Regions from separate parts of the Mus musculus genome. Here region 2 is linked to region 1. The links are chromatin loops, found by intact Hi-C in ENCODE. Cell type or tissue: left cerebral cortex. All regions are shown on one strand.

The links. A loop is a pair of places that touch in the nucleus more often than their neighbours do. Peaks named below come from ENCODE experiments on the same cell type or tissue, not always from the same donor. Only the 100,000 strongest peaks of a DNase experiment are listed, where the experiment ranks them.
Region 2: it touches region 1 in a loop (4-fold over the local background); 4 of 42 quality-filtered maps call a loop at or near these places.

Annotation. Positions count from the first base shown.
Region 1 is chr3:8,762,447-8,770,446 of GRCm38, reverse strand. Gm52598 (a long non-coding RNA gene) reads left to right here and starts at 7,941. Exons shown (of 2, transcript XR_003954432.1): 1 at 7,941-8,000. Gm52599 (a long non-coding RNA gene) reads right to left here and starts at 3,807. Exons shown (of 3, transcript XR_003954434.1): 1 at 3,625-3,807; 2 at 2,120-3,535; 3 at 417-765. In left cerebral cortex, no CTCF peak of the experiment used is centred here; DNase peaks (open chromatin) are centred at 2,691, 2,927, 3,502 and 3,771; H3K4me3 peaks cover 1,626 bases; H3K27ac peaks cover 1,941 bases.
Region 2 is chr3:8,846,238-8,854,237 of GRCm38, reverse strand. All of the region lies in intron 2 of Mrps28 (mitochondrial ribosomal protein S28), which reads left to right. Among named protein-coding and RNA genes, the nearest start is that of Gm52600, 50 kb to the left of the region's middle. In left cerebral cortex, a CTCF peak has its summit at 3,163; DNase peaks (open chromatin) are centred at 2,115 and 3,282.

The DNA.
Region 1 (8,000 bases):
TGACCATGGGTCCTATTCTGACTCCTCCTTTCCTCCAGAAATAACTTTACAAGATGATGTAATTAAAAGCTTTTGGGAAAATGATTGCAAATGTTAAGTCTCTGCTGAGCTAAGGACCCAGAATGGCTCAAAGTCCCGAAACCTAATCAGTATTTTCCCCAAGACACAAAAGCGGACTTTCTTGGCTCTTGCCCTTTTCCCCATGGCATTCTGCCTTCTCATCAGGACCCCCCCCCCCATCTTCCCTTGTTCTGTCTGGTGCAGAGGAGGCAGGCTGCCCTGGAACTTGTCTGTGAGCTGAGCCCCATTGAGAACATGGCCTTTTGACCAGAGTATCAAAGCAATCCAGCTGCGAATTGAGGAAATAAAAGGCTGCAAACTTTAAGAGTCAGGTCCTAGGAGTCTTTGAAGGACTTAAGCTCTTGGAGGGGCAAAAAAGGTAGGAAGGAAGTTCCAAACGCACACACCTTTTATTTATAAAGAAGAGGCAGGAATATAAAGGAATGGAAAAGACGGGGGCACAGGTACCCAGATGAGAATCAGTTCCCCAGTACCAATTGCTATGGCAGACCTGGGCCGCTTTCACCACAGAAATATATTCTCTCATGGTTCTGGAGATGTGATGTTGATGATCACAGGCTGGAAGGTTGCCTGTCTCCCGAGGTCCCCTCAGCGTGCAGGTGTTCTTCTTCCTTCCTCTGCACCCCCGAGTCTGCATGTCTGAATGCTCTCATAAGAACAGGGGCCAGATACGGCTAGTAACCTCTGTATGGGCACAGAATAGGCATATCATTTCCCAGCCACTGTCTTCAGAAGAATATCCCATGAATGCAGAAGTGTTTATTAGTGGACAAATGGAGTATAAACACTCCATTAATAAAATGAAATATTGCACGGTGGATTATGATTCTGCCTCTTAAATAAAAGTAGCCGCCATAAGTGTTACAAAATGGATAGAGAATGAAGACACGATGCTAAGTGGAAGAAGGCACTCACAAAAGGACAAGCAGTGCACATGTCCACTTAGATAAAGGACCTATGCAAACACATAGCAGGAATGCAGAACCGTGGCTAGCAGGACTGGTGCACTGACTGTTCTGCTGGCTGGCCCAGGACTGGTGCACTGACTGTCCTGCTGGCTGGCCCAGGACTGGTGCACTGACTGTCCTGCTGGCTGGCCCAGGACTGGTGCACTGACTGTCCTGCTGGCTGGCCCAGGACTGGTGCACTGACTGTCCTGCTGGCTGGCCCAGGACTGGTGCACTGACTGTCCTGCTGGCTGGCCCAGGATTGGTGCACTGACTGACTGTCCTGCTGGCTGAAATCTCAGCTGTGGGAGATGACTAAAGAGAGGTTTAAATACAAACAAACAAAAACAAAAAAACAAAACAAAGCCAGGGCCTGTGGGTGAGAAGGGCCATTGTTTCTACCTGCTAGGTTTGGAAACCAGGGTCTAATCAAAAAGAAAACACCCCTGTTCTTTGTGATTTTATATACTATATCTTTCCAACACTGACAGAGGTACCCGTGTCTCCAGCAGACAGACCCTGCCACTCACAATAATGAGATTTGGGTAAGTTCTTGAAGTCCAGAACCTCCACAGAGCTTGCTTGCTTATTTATTTATTTATTTATTTATTTATTTATTTATTTATTTATTTATTTATTTAAAAATCCCAGCACTCAGGAAGCAGGTGAGTCTCTGACTTTGAGGCAAGCCTGGTGTACAGGGAGGGAGGGAGGGAGGGAGGGAGAGAGAGAGAGAGAGAGAGAGAGAGAGAGAGAGAGAGAAAGAGAGAGAGAGAAAACAAACCAGGGTTACAGAAAGAAACTACCTGGAAAAACTAATAATAATAATAATAATAATAATAATAATAATAATAAATTGATCACATCTGACTTTTGTGTTTCCTCCCAGGTCAGGGAACAACTTGATGGGGTCCTCCACGTGTATCCAGGAAATCAAAGTTTAGTCTGGCTTAGAGACAAGTACTGTTGCCCACTGAGCCATCTCACCTATCCCAAGCTTTTTTGACCATCATAAAACAGGCTGTTGAGGGTTTAAAGAAGACATTATAAAGCACATGATGAGAACTAGGCAGGTGGTTATTAATATGTACCTTGGAGGGTCTGTCGAGAACAGAGCTTGGCCTTGGCCTGAGCTCAGCACACCAACTTTCACACAGAAGTTAGTGTGGGCCCAGGCCTCGGGACGCATAAACTGCGTGGAAAAGGAAACTTTCTCTAGAAATGAAGCTCCCTGGGAAGGATAGAAGCAAGCGAATGAGGCTAGACTGCAGTGGCCTGGGGTCAGCTGGCAAGTGGCAGCAATGCTCTGGTCCCTGTTCAGGGAGAGGCAGTCAGGCCACTAGTCCCAAGTGGTCCTAGCTCAGATTACATAAACGTAAGGGAAGAGACTTGTAACTAATTGAATAGGGTGAGAAAAATGCTCTTTGAGGCACACATCCAATAAAAGGGAGACAGCATTAATAAGTTTAGCTATCTCTTGAGGCCTGGAAACAGTCTGAAGTGCTTTCTTCAGGACTTCGTCTTGACTCCTGGGTTTCAGACAAGTTACACCAGACAGGCGGCAAGGCTCCTGGAGTGGGTCCCAGGAGGGAGGAAGGGAGCCCGCGGGGCCCGGCCCTGCAAAAGAGCAGCGGCAGCCTCAGCGGAGCCCCGCGGCTCCCGCTGGCTTTTCTCATTGTCCCTGCCTGAGTCTTGCCGCGTGACCGGTGACAGTCACGCGGGCGGCGCCCCAGGGGCCCCTGCGGAGGGGGCAGCCCTCCCACCTCGAAACGACGACCACCACAGCCCCATAGATCACCGGGTCACCTTGACTGCGTGGGAAAGCCCGCCGCGGGGGGCCGCGAAAGAGCCTTGGCCAAGTTCATGTGCATCATAACTCAGGGCCTCCCCCACACACCCTCCCTTTCCTTTCTCCTCCCACTCCTCTCTCACCCCTTCTGCTCTTCCCTCTCTCTTTTCTCCCTCCTCCGTCCCCCTCTCTTCTCCTTCCTTGTCTGTGCAACTCTTATTGAAAACCAATGGCTCAGACATCCCCGCCTCCTTTCCCTGGTTCTCCTCCTCCTATTCCCCCCCGCCTCCTCTCTCCCTCTTTCCTCGCCTCCTTTTTCCTTCTCTTCCCCTTTCCCAACCTCAACATTTTGCGTTTAATGTCATAGGGATATGCCGTTTCTGTCTCAATTAATGAATAAAGCCGACTCTCCCCTGGCTGGCTCCTGGACCAGCCCGAAAGCATTCCGGGAGGCTTGTCGTCAGCGAGCTCTGAGGAGCACTACGGGGTCGCAGCCTAAGTTTGGCTTCTTAGCCGACCTAGGCTACTCTCGGCGAGGTGCTTGATGAGGTTCTCCGTGAGACAGTTTGCGTCACTGGTTTGCAGTTAGCGCTGGCAAGGCAGACACCGGGAAGGGCTGCGTTCCCCAGTCGCTGCACGTAGGCTGGCGGCTCCTAATCGACAGATCAGTTAACCTGCTTACCAGACACCTGACAGGAAGGTGGCTGGCGTGGTAGAGCTGAAAGGACAAAGGCTGTGCGTCAGGAGTCCTGGGTCATGTTTCCACCTCTGCCTGGGACTTAACCACCTCTTCAGGCCCAACCCTACCTTCTGCATTGAGGATCTGAATAAAGGGGCTTTGAGAATGCTGCACGAAGAATTACAGAGATAGCATCAGCGCGCAGCTCTGTGGTCTGGAAAGAAAACGCTGTGTCAATACCACTGGCTGAACTTAACCCTCTCCAGGCTGTTCGTCTGGCCTGTGCTTCCTTGTCTGTTTTGGCTTCGTTATGTAAACCTCTGTGTAAACGGATGTGCCTGTGGCAATGCGGGGAAGAGTGTGTGTTTGGGGAGGCACGATGGGATTTGAGTTCACGATAGAAAAATATTAACGCTCGGAAAATTCCAGACTGGGAGATTGCCCTTGGTTGGACAGGTTTCACATTGCACTTGGCCTTCCAAAAAGTCCCTGAAATGTTGCACGAAGCTTTCTGTCATTCCTTTTTCCTTGCTTGCCCGCATCCAAGCGTTGATCTTTCAAAAATAGCAAGAGATTTGAACAACGGATAGATGATGGAAGCTAGTTAGTTGGTCAGGATCCTGCTGGAGACTAGCAGGGAGCAAGTTGGCTCACTCTGCTCAAAGCTCCTAACAATGAGACCCCTCCTACAGGGAGAGATGCACTCAGCAGGCAGCCAGGGCATGCTTTACAGCAAATCCACAGGGTCCTATTGTGTGCCCACCCACAGCCTCAGGCTGCTACACATTGACACCACAACCCACAACCGTATGTGCAGCTCACAATGTGCACATACATACCTCTGCAGTGACCTTTGTGACTCTTTAAAAAAAAAAAAAAAGCTCCATAAATCCATCATTCATAGGCAGTGCTTTACTTTCCGTTATAACCAAATAAGTAACAACAGTTGTGTTCTGAAAGGGCTCACAAGTAGGCAAGGCTTTATGTACCGAAAACAAACAAACATACAAACAAACAAACAAACAAAAAACCAAACCAACCTAATCTCTTCTGAGTCCTGGGGCGACAGAGGTACTTGGTACTTGATTCCTGGGATGACAGAGGTACTTGGTACTTGATTCCTGGGGCAACAGAGGTACTTGGTACTTGATTCCTGGGGCAACAGAGGTACTTAGTACTTGATTCCTGGGGCAACAGAGGTACTTGGTACTTGATTCCTGGGGCGACAGAGGTACTTGGCAACAGACAACAGCCGCCTGTGGTTTCCTTCCCCTCTGGTCATGTTCTTCAGGGATTACATGAGTGACAGCAACCTGCTGAGAGTCTCAGGTGTAAGATGTGGCACGTATGCCCACTGTGAGGTTCAGTATGACCACTTTAAAAACACCGGGACGAGTCCATCAGGAACTGAAATATTCCCATCACTGAGCCAAAAGAAACCGCTCTTCTTTGTAAGTTGTTCATCTCCGATGTTTTATCACAGTCCTGGAAAGCTGACTCACAAACAGAAGAGCCCAAAGATAAATACTAACTTTACTCTTGGTCACTGACCTTGGCTAAGTCACTTGACTTTTCTGTTTTGCTCATAAATACCAGGGGACATCATGAATGTAGGGAAACGACAGATAAGTTCAGGAAACCGGGACTTGCCATTAAACCATCTAGGAGGTGATAAAGCACGCACAGCTCATGTTCGTTCTTGTTTTCTCTTCTAAGAGGATGTTCTGGGGAGTCAGCACTCCCAGAGTCGCTTCATTACCCATCAGATGCGCTGTCATATTAGGAAGGCTCTGGAGGCCTTGCACTATCAGGTTTTTGGTTTATTATTAGAAGATGTGTGCAGGCTTCCTCTCGGGGTACACTAGCTTTCTCTTAAAGCACAATTCATGAGGTTTTTGTTATTTGAATATGTAACAGCAAACAATTTTAACCAGGCAAAATTCTAAATGCAACTAATGAAGATTCTTTCTCCTGAACGTGATTAATAATTCTCAAAATAATCACAGGTGCTTTTGGCTGAGCAAGTCAAAAAAAGCATGCATACACACACATCTCCTCTTCTTTAATTGAGACAGAATTTGATGAGCAGCCCAGATTTCCAAGATAATTCTATAGCCTGGGCTTGTCTTGAACTCTCAGAGATACTGCTGCCACCTCCTGCTGAAACTATACATGTGAGCCCATGTTCAGATTTGCACAAGATACAAAGTAATTATAAACTTTTCATATTAGCACAAATAAAACTATATCACACTGTTTTAAAAAGCAGGAAATAGTAATGTTCATACATATTTTCATAATGGATGGGACTTAGTTTGTAGAATGGTTGTCTAACATGTACAGAGCTCAGGATTCTATTCCCAGCACCATATGAAAAAACACGTTAGAACCGGTTTATAGTTTCTGAATTGAGGATGTAGAAGGACCTGATGTTCCAAGTCATCCTGGGCTACATCCTGGAGTGCTTAGCTCTGTCCATAAAATTAAATGAATTAGGGAGTAAGCAGTAGTTGTGAACTATCTAAGCAGAATCCTTCCCTGTGCCAGAGTGTGCCGGAGTCTGAGGGAAGTGTGAGGGAAGTGTGAGGGAGTATGAGGGAAGTGTGAGGCAGTGTGAGGGAAGTGTGAGGGAGTGTGAGGGAAGTGTGAGGGAAGTGTAAGGGAAGTGTGAGGGAGTGTGAGGGAAGTGTGAGGGAGTGTGAGGGAAGTGTGAGGGAAGAGTGAGGGAGTGTGAGGAAAGTGTGAGGGAGTGTGAGGGAAGTGTGAGGGAAGTGTGAGGCAGTGTGAGGGAAGTGTGAGGGAAGCGTGAGGCAGTGTGAGGGAAGTGTGAGGGAATGTGAGGGAAGTGTGAGGGAGTGTGAGGGAATGTGAGGGAAGTGTGAGGGAGTGTGAGGGAAGTGTGAGGGAGTGTGAGGGAAGTGTGAGGGAGTGTGAGGGAAGTGTGAGGTAGTGTGAGGGAAGTGTGAGGGAGTGAGGGAGTGTGAGGGAAGTGTGAGGGAAGTGTGAGGGAAGTGTGAGGTAAGTGTGAGGGAGTGTGAGGGAAGTGTGAGGGAAGTGTGAGGGAGTGTGAGGGAAGTGTGAGGGAAGTGTGAGGGAGTGTGAGGGAAGTGTGAGGGAGTGAGGGAGTGTGAGGGAAGTGTGAGGGAGTGTGAGGGAGTGTGAGGGAGTGTGAGGGAAGTGTGAGGGAGTGTGAGGGAAGTGTGAGGGAAGTGTGAGGGAGTGTGAGGGAAGTGTGAGGTAAGTGTGAGGGAGTGTGAGGGAGTGTGAGGGAAGTGTGAGGGAATGTGAGGGAAGTGTGAGGGAGTGTGAGGGAAGTGTGAGGTAAGTGTGAGGAAGTGTGAGGGAGTGTGAGGGAGTGTGAGGGAAGTGTGAGGGAGTGTGAGGGAAGTGTGAGGTAAGTGTGAGGGAGTGTGAGGGAAGTGTGAGGGAGTGTGAGGGAAGTGTGAGGGAGTGTGAGGGAAGTGTGAGGGAGTGAGGGAGTGTGAGGGAAGTGTGAGGGGGTGTGAGGGAAGTGTGAGGGAAGTGTGAGGGAAGTGTGAGGGAGTGTGAGGGAAGTGTAGCACTTCCGCAGGAAAAGCTCCTGCTGCCTTCATTTCACTGCACAGAAGATGTCTGTTCAGCCTCAGTGCACAGTTGCTGACTGAGAAGTCATCAGCCATCATGGCACTCTATGCACAGTTTTGCCCTCTGATTTCAACCCAGGAAGGGGCAAGGCCTGGACTTTCTGGCATGTCATATCACCACCCAAGGGAGGCTGGGTAATGACCGTGAGTTCCAGTCATGGTGCTAGTCTTGGGTCACCATGCTGTCTGTGTGAGTCATTAAAAATTCAGAGGCGGTTTGATAAAATCACAGAGAATATGTGGAAAGCACAGGGCACAAGCTGACCTCAGGGAGGCTATGGGACGTTGCAGTGAAGGTGGCTGAATAGTGTCAAGCCACTCAGAGGCTGGGACAAGGGATGTGAAGAAAGAGTGTGAGCTTGTTCAGGGTTAGACCAGAGACCAGTGGCCATTCATTAACTATGCAAAGTGGTGGGAATTCGAGGCTAAGATTTCACTTGGCTAGCTGATCAGGACAACTGACAGATGCTTCCAACGTTGAATTTTAAAAGCAGGTGTGTAAGAGCAAGTAGGCTTGTCATTGCAGCACTGAAGGAGTGGAGGGGAGAGGGCTGCAGCCCAAGCTCTGGATTCCACATTGAGTCCAAGGCCAGGTGATTCAGATAAACAAGTGTGCTAGAACAGGCTTGTTCTATAACACGTAAATGTGCAAAAACCTGAAAAAAATGTTTTATCTAAGCCCAACACGTTGGAAGCTGAGTATGAGAAGAACTTTTGAGAGTCTATGGCTAGCTGTATTCGGGCCAACTTGGGCTACTAAGTGACATCCAATCTTAATAATAATAAATATTAAAAATTAAAAGAAACAAAAAATGTTTATCCCTTGCCCTGGTATAATAATCACCAAATTATATCATCACACTAGTGATACAACATATTTT
Region 2 (8,000 bases), 84 kb before region 1:
CTGTCTCAGTCAGCTGCTGGTGGAGCCTCTCAGAGGACAGCCATGCTAGGCTCCTGTCTACAAGCACAGCATGGCATCAGTAACAGTGTCAGGATTTGGTGCCCACCCATGGGAGGGATTCCAAGTTAGGCTGGTCATGGGATGGCCTTTCCTTCAGTCTCTGATTCGCTTTTGCCCCTACATTTCTGTTCCCCTCTCATTCTGGGTCAAAAGTTTTGAAGTTGGTGATCCCCTCCCTCCACTGGAGCCCCTGTCTATCTACTGAAGGTGGTCTCTTCAGGTTCCATCTCCCCCCTGTTGAACATTTTGGCTAACATCATCCCCACTGAGTCCTGGGAGCCTCTCACATCCCTATTCTTTGGGACTTTCTAGAGATTCCCCCTACGCCATGCCCCACAACTGCATATTTCCATTCATTCTCCTGGCCCTCTGGGCTTCTCTTCTGTCTCCCCCACCCCATCCCTGATCCTGCTCCACTTTCCTCCTCCCTCTCCCCTCTCACATCTGGTTCCCTCCCTCCCTCTGCCTCCCATCCAGAATTATTGTTCCCCCTTCTAAGTGGAGTTAGAGCATCCTCACTTAGGCCTTCCCTCTTCTTAAACTTCTTAAGGTCTGTGGGTTGCTTCTTGACTATTCTGTACTTTTTAGCTTATATCCACTTATCAATGAGTATGTACCAAGCATATCCTTTTGGGTCTGGGTTACCTCACTCAGGATGATATTTTCTAGTTCCATCCATTTGCCTGCAAAATTTTATGATGTTCTTCTTTTTAGTAACTGAATAGTATTCCATTGTGGAAATGTACCACATTTTCTGTATTCATTCTTCAGTTGAGGGACATCTGGGTTGTTTCCAGCTTCTGGCTATTACGAATAAGGCTGCATGAACATAGTGGAGCACATGTCCTTGTGGTATGGTAGGGCTCAGGAGTTTTCAGGTAGAACTATTTCCAATTTTCTGAGGAACCGCCAGATTGATTTCCAGAGTGGTTGTGCCAGTTTGCAATCCCACCAGCAATGGAGGAGTGTTCCTCTTTCTCCACATCCTTGCTAGATAGTTGTTTATATCAAGATTCCATTAGGTGCCTAACGGAATCACTTTCCAATAGAATTGTCCTTTTGTCCTTATGAGTTTTGCATTTTATCTGTTGGTGCTTCCTGCCTTAAGATTGATTAGTAGGGTTTATTATCTGACCAATAGGGTTTCGCAGATCTGATTTAGTGTCTACATGGTGTACTTCTGCAGCTTGCGTTGTTTAAAGTATGATTCTTACAAGCAGTGTCTCATTAGTCTTTGTCTGTCCCATCTGCCAGTCCATGTCTTTTCATTGGAATACTTACTTAGTCCTTTGAAATTTTGTGTAACTTTACTGTATTTGTGTTTAAATTAGCCACCTTACCATTTGCTTTTCCCTCTTTCTCTATTATTAAACATATTAAGCAGGAATAATTTCTAGCAACTTGGAATATTTAAGCAGAGGACCTTTCTATTGTAAACTTTATATGCCCCAGTACAGGGGATCGCCAGGGCCAAGAAGTGGGAGTGGGTGGGTAAGGGAGCAGGGCAGGGGGAGGGTATAGGGAAATTTCGGGATAGCATTTGAAATTTAAATAAAGAAAATATCTAATAAAAAAAAAAGCAGAGGACCTTTCTCTAAGGGTCTAAGGCTTTGGTGTAAAAAAAGATTTGCTATGTATCTTCTATTATATTTTCAAGAAAGAAAAGTATAAACATAGGCAAATTTTACTTTAATTAGGATTTGAATTAAATGTATCATAGAAAACTGTAAGAAAAAAAAAATGAAAGGGTGGCCCTTCTTATGCTCCAGTCTCCAGCCTGGGAACAAGTCGCACAAGGAGGGGCAGAGAAGACTGTCTCCATCAGGTTCCGTCAGCTTCTGCTATTGAACGTCATCCCCTGGGGTCAGGGGCACCATGTGTCCCTCAGTCCTGTAGACCTTCTGGATTCCATGTCCAGTCTTGGCAGGTGCACAGCTTAGAGGGGGAGATTGGGGGTTTCCACTCAGAAGGCAGAAAGGTGGGCGGTACCATCTGGGTCTGCTTGCTCTTAGAGAAACAGAAGGAGCTCTGGACTATCGCTATGCAGGAGCTATGACTGTAGCTGTAGCTGGTCTATTTTAAAGAATTGGCTCACACCATTGTTGGGGCTGGCAAGTCTGAATTATGTAGGGCATGATAGCAGGCTGGAAGTGTAGCAAGAGTGGATACTCAAGTTTTGAGACAGAATTTCTTCTTTCTGCAGGAAACCATGCATTTTCCTTAGTCTTACAGCTTACTAAATGATACCTGTTGTAAGATTGAGAGTAACTATAGATGTTATACCCTGCAGAGTAAGTGTACAGTAATGCTAGACCTGTGATTAAATTACCAGGTACCATAGCCTAGCCAGTTGATACATGAGATTTACCATCATACCATCCACAACAATGCAGATGAGGCAGCAGAGCCACAGAGAGGTCGGTGTTGTGCATTGCAGAGCTGGCTATGAGGGAGAACATCTGCTCTTGAGGAGCAGTAGCCTGTGGTGTGGAGCTGTGTGTGCTCACAGGAGGAATCCACAGCATACTGTCGTGCCCTGTCACCCTCCAAACACACAAGGGGAGGTAGAGAGACAAGTAGCCAGGCTGCCCAGGGGGTTCTACATAGAACGGGACTACTGTGCAAATAGCCACTCAAGAATTCAAAGTGAATTTAATGCACTAATAACTAGTGCGTCTCCGTTGTGCTTCTCTAAGCCTGTGGTCTTTGTCCTTTTGTTGTTGTTTAATTGCACAAGTTTATGAGTTAAAGATGTAATACATATATAAAATGTGTAATGAATGGTCTTTATTTCTACCTCTTAATCTCTCTCAAAATGCATAGAAAATGTGCCTTTTCTGTCTCATTTTCTACTTTATTTCTCATCTTTCCTAGGAGAAATTTGAATAGTCACTTTTTATTCAGTTCATATAAGTCATGCAATGACTGTTTATTATTAAATTCTCAGATAGGGGCAATCAATTATATTGCAGCTAGCTGTATTCTGTCACTGTGACCTAAACTATGCCCGTATAGCCCTGTAAGAGCAGACTTCATTCTAAGTCCAGAAGACATCCCGCCTGTGACAGCTTCACACTAGTGGAACTGGAGGTTCACTGCCCTCTATGGTGGTGACAAGAACTACATATGCTTGGTTCCCGAATGCTCCCAACTAGAGCGGGGTCTGAAAGGCAAGAGAGGTCTGCAACCCGCTGAGCTCCACAGCTGCTGCCTGCTGTCTTAACTGTGAGAGCACCTTTCTGACAGGTTCTCAGACTCAGCTCTGAGTCAGAGCAGGATTAGCACAGGAACCCACTCTGCACTGACAGCTGCTCTGTTAGTCAGTGCGCTGACTTCAGCTGCATGGCTTCTCGTGAATGTTTAGTTAATTTTCTCACTACCAAACGTTATCTCTTTTAAAAAGCTATCATCACATGCTTTCACTGGTTTAATTTTTTTACCTTAAGAGATTGTGAGTTTTCACAAAATCACCAATATTTCTGTTTCCAACCTGCTCTTGGATGCTTTTACCTAGCACAGATTTGTCAAACTTAGCAAATTGTAAATGCTGCTGAGCATGCTTCTTCTTCTCACCAGCACCAAGGACTAGATGAGCGACTGTATAAGTACACAGTTCTCAGGAGAGGCATACACAGCCTACTGTTTGGCTATGGGTGCTTGAATCTTTTGGATGTGTAAGACCCACCCTCTGATGAAGCCTTCAGCAGTCACTAGGAGGAGATTGCCTCAGTAGCTCAGACACCTCTTTCTCTGTTGCTGTGTCGTCTCTGCAGGCTATCCTATCATGTGAGGCTTCAGTTCTTTGGGGAATACAGATCTCAAGAAGAGCATTTCTGTCATCATATGAGAACTGTTTGATGCCATTCTCCTGCAAACTATTGCCATATCCCTACCTCCAGTGCCAAACTGCCCTCTCTTTCTCTCCATCAGCGTAGGGTGCAGGTCAGTGACGATGCCATATTTGAAGGCAGAGAAGGAAGTAGGCTTACTAGAAAGAGCTTTCTTTCCATAGCCTCTCTTTCTCTGTCAGACAGGATCATCTAAGTCTGTTGAATAAAATGGTTTCTGTCTGTCATAGGAAAATGACTGAAAAGGATCTATTTTGGAATGAGGGGTTTTTGAATGGCTTGATTTTTAAAAAATAGGATCAAGTCCACTTGGAGCCTTTTGGGGACAGACAGACGTGCAGTCAAAACATCTACACACAAATAAAATAAAAGTTAGGCATTATATGCAGAGCTGACAGTCCCACACTCAGAAAAGGAACCATCTCTTTCTTATGTATCCTTTAAGGAAGAAAAATTTCTCACAAGTTTCTCTGAACATGATTCCTTTATAGATTGTTATGCAGGTGTGAGTATGATTGGTCCAGACACCTCGCAACCTGCCTGGGTTGAACCTTGTGCATGCGAGGCAGGCACTGGATGGAGAACCAAGCTGTATCCCAGGCCCCTTTGTTCTTTTTATTTGAGCTAAGATCTCACTAAGTTGCCCAGGTGGGCCTTGAATTTATAGGCTTGTGCCTTCAGGACTGTAATTTAAGGGCTCCAATGCCACTTTTTATAAAGTACAAAAGTACCAGGTTATTGATTTTCTTTTTTGCCTATATTCTTGAAACTGATACATGAAGACCATTATGAATTTTCAACCTGAAATGATGCCTTTACAACAGAAGCTTGTCACATAAATAAAAAAGATCTATTTTATAGATCTATAATTAATGATTTACTGGTTATTATTTCTACCCTACTTTGTAAAAGCTATCTGTAGAAAATTTAGAAATTATACAAGAACAAAAGGAAGAAAGAAATTCACATTGTTCAGAGGTGAACTGGGAAGATGTGATAGCGTGTTGCATTTTGGAGACTTGTTTTTCAAGTGGGAAGAGATGTTTTGTTTTAGTTTATAATAGGTGATTGGGGAAAGTCCAGACAAACTCTGAACTTGCAGTTCTCCTGCCTCCTGCTCTTTGGGTGCTGGACTTAGTGGCATGGTCACTATATCTGCCTGGATGATATGTTTAATTGCTAGCTCTAATTTGGTGAACTCAGTTTTCTTTCTGTAAGATTTTAAACCTTAGAGTGAACATTAAATTCTATTGCAGTTAAGTAAGTCAGACTCCTTAGGCTAGGAGGATCGGGGTGGGGGGGAGTTGAATAACCCCCACTCCCACCCCATAGGCTCATATGTTTACACGCTTAGTCCTTAGTTGATAATTTGTTTGGGAAGGGCTAGGAGGTGTGGCCTTGTTGGAGGAGCTATGTCGCTGGGTGTGGGCTTTGAGATTTCAAAAGCCCATGATAGGTCCACTGTGTACCTACACCTCCGTCTGTCTCTGTCTCTGTCTCTGTCTCTGTCTCTGTCTCTGTCTTTGTCTTTCCCCCTTGCCCGACTTTTGGCATGTAAAGCTCCCAGCTACTACTTAAATGCCATACCTGTCTGTTCCCCACCAGGATGATAATGGACTAAGCATTTGAACCTGTTAGCAGGCCCTTATTTAAATGCCTTCCTTTATAAGTAGCCTTGGACATGGTATCTCTTCACAGCAGTCGATCAGTAAGACAGAGGTCATTTATACTTTCACTGGTACAGTTAGTTAGTATCAAAGGGAACGATTATATAGATCCACTTCTTTGCCTTAAGCATAAGGTGTTAATGTTCAAGACTGTTATACAACGTAGCATGTCCATGTAGACTGTCATGAGCGGGTGAGATGTGGGTAGAGACTCTCACCATACAAGCCTGGCCACCTGATTTCAGTTCCCCAGCTTTCCACTCCTTCTCCACTCACATGCTCTTTTCCTTTTCTGTAATCCATCCGTGCTGCTGCCCATGTACTCGTGGTGTGGAGCTATGCACCAGATTGTTGTCAGCCTCCCAGGGCCACTCTGAAAGGAAACCGACTCTCCTTCTTCAGAAGCCATCAGTTGTTAGTAGCTTCTCAGCATGCATGGAAGCTCAGAAGCCCTTCCCTCTTTCACACTGCCATGTTGGCTGACTTGGTCTTATGCAGCTCTCATGTAGGCTGTCACAGTGCTGCAGTTATGAGTGGGCCTGTCATGTTCAAAAGATAACTGCTGTGCTCAGTCCTTCCTGTTCCTAACCCCTGGCTCATAACCCTGTCATACTTGTTTTCTGCACTTTAACCAGTGTGAGTTTCTGTAGTGACCATCATTACTGCACAAAGACGTTTCTCTTACGAGGTTGGAGAGCTAACTGATCTATGGGTAGAAGGCTTTGAATTTAGAGGACAGTTCGATAATATGCCCACTTAGCAAAATAAATCACTCAGGGAGCCTCAAGTTCTTCAACCATGGATTCTTGGCCACATTTACAGTATCATGAATTTCCTCCCTTGGAGTCAGCCTTAAATCCACTCAAAAAGTAGTTAGTTAACTCCTCCCTCTGCACACAGACACACACACACAATTTCATTGTGGCCATATCCTGCCGTGTCGGTCATTATTGTAGCTTATAGCTCACAGGGTTCACAGTTGGGTAAGCCTGGTGATGACCAACAACTCCCCCCTCCCCCAATCCTCCTCCCCCCAATCCCCCTCCCAGTAGCCGTCACAGCACCTTCCAGTTCTGTGAAAGCTAGCCAGCAGGGTCAGCGCTTCCTGGTTAGTACCACCTTGATTTATCCATGCATTATAATCAAAATATGTGGTGTCTTCAGTACTAGGGTTTTACCATTAAGTTCTAGTTGCCAACCAAGAGTAGTTGCAATAGCCTGTATTGTTTGGGGATCTGTAGACAGCCCTGACTGCCAATTAGAGGGAAGGTATCCCACACCTGGCACTTTTTATTTGGCAACCTGTGGCTCCTGGGACATATTGCCTTCTGTAGGGTAATTTTAATAAATAATTGTGTGTGTGTGTGCATATAAAACAATATACATGGAACTTATAAAATTGTGAGTTTCTTTGTGGTTCTTCACAATTCCATATAGCAGCATTACTGACTATTCGGCTATAGTGAAATACATTGAAAAGCAGTTAACCCATGCTAGAAAATATTAGTATGTAGATTTTATGCCTCAGTTTTGTGGGTATATCTTTCAAAACAATTTAGATTCTAGAGCTTACTGTAACAGAGCTATGTTAAGTTTTTCTTAGTTCTTTGGGAATTTCCTCCGTATGCTTGAATCTTGTCAGCCTTGTCCCCTCAGTGTGCACACATCCTGCCACTGCGCTTCTCTGCCTGTCCAGCATCTGTCCTGTCTGCATCCCTGTTGTACTCATCATGCCCAGTCTGGACCACTCTTGGCTCTGCGGCCTTCCACTAGAGTGTGGCTGAGTTGCCATGGGCCATACTCTGCATCTGCCAGTTGCCAGTGTCTTCTCAGCTTCTCAGCTTCTCCTCTTGGCTCTGCGGCCTTCTACTAGAGTCTGGCTGAGTTTCCATGGGCCATACTCTGCATCTGCCAGTTGCCAGTGTCTTCTCAGCTTGGTGTGGGACTTCCTGACCATCCCTTGGCTATGTGTGTACATAACACAGTTGGTACAGTGCTTGCCTAGCATGCACGGAGCCCTGGCTTTCATCTGCAGCGCCATGTATGCAGGTATGGTGGTGTGTTCCTGCATCCTGACACTCAGGTGGTGAAAGCAGAAGCCCACAGTCATCCTTGGCTATAGAAACCAGCCTGGCCTGATTGAGACTTTATCTCAAAAAAAAAAAAAAAAGTCGTAATTTAATTACCTAGCCTTTTAATGGTGAAAATACAGTTATTCCAACTAGATGATTTGTTTTCTTTGAGCTTGCTGGGCTTCTCTGTACAGTGGGCCTAGCCAAGTGTACCTTTCAAAGGTAATGGCAGTCGCTCTTGACTTTCTACATTGGGCCCAGCACGCCCTGCATGCTTCTGGGCTATTGATCTGGCAAATGCCTTCTTCTCAATACCTGTCCATAAGGACCACCAGAAGCAATTTGCATTCAGC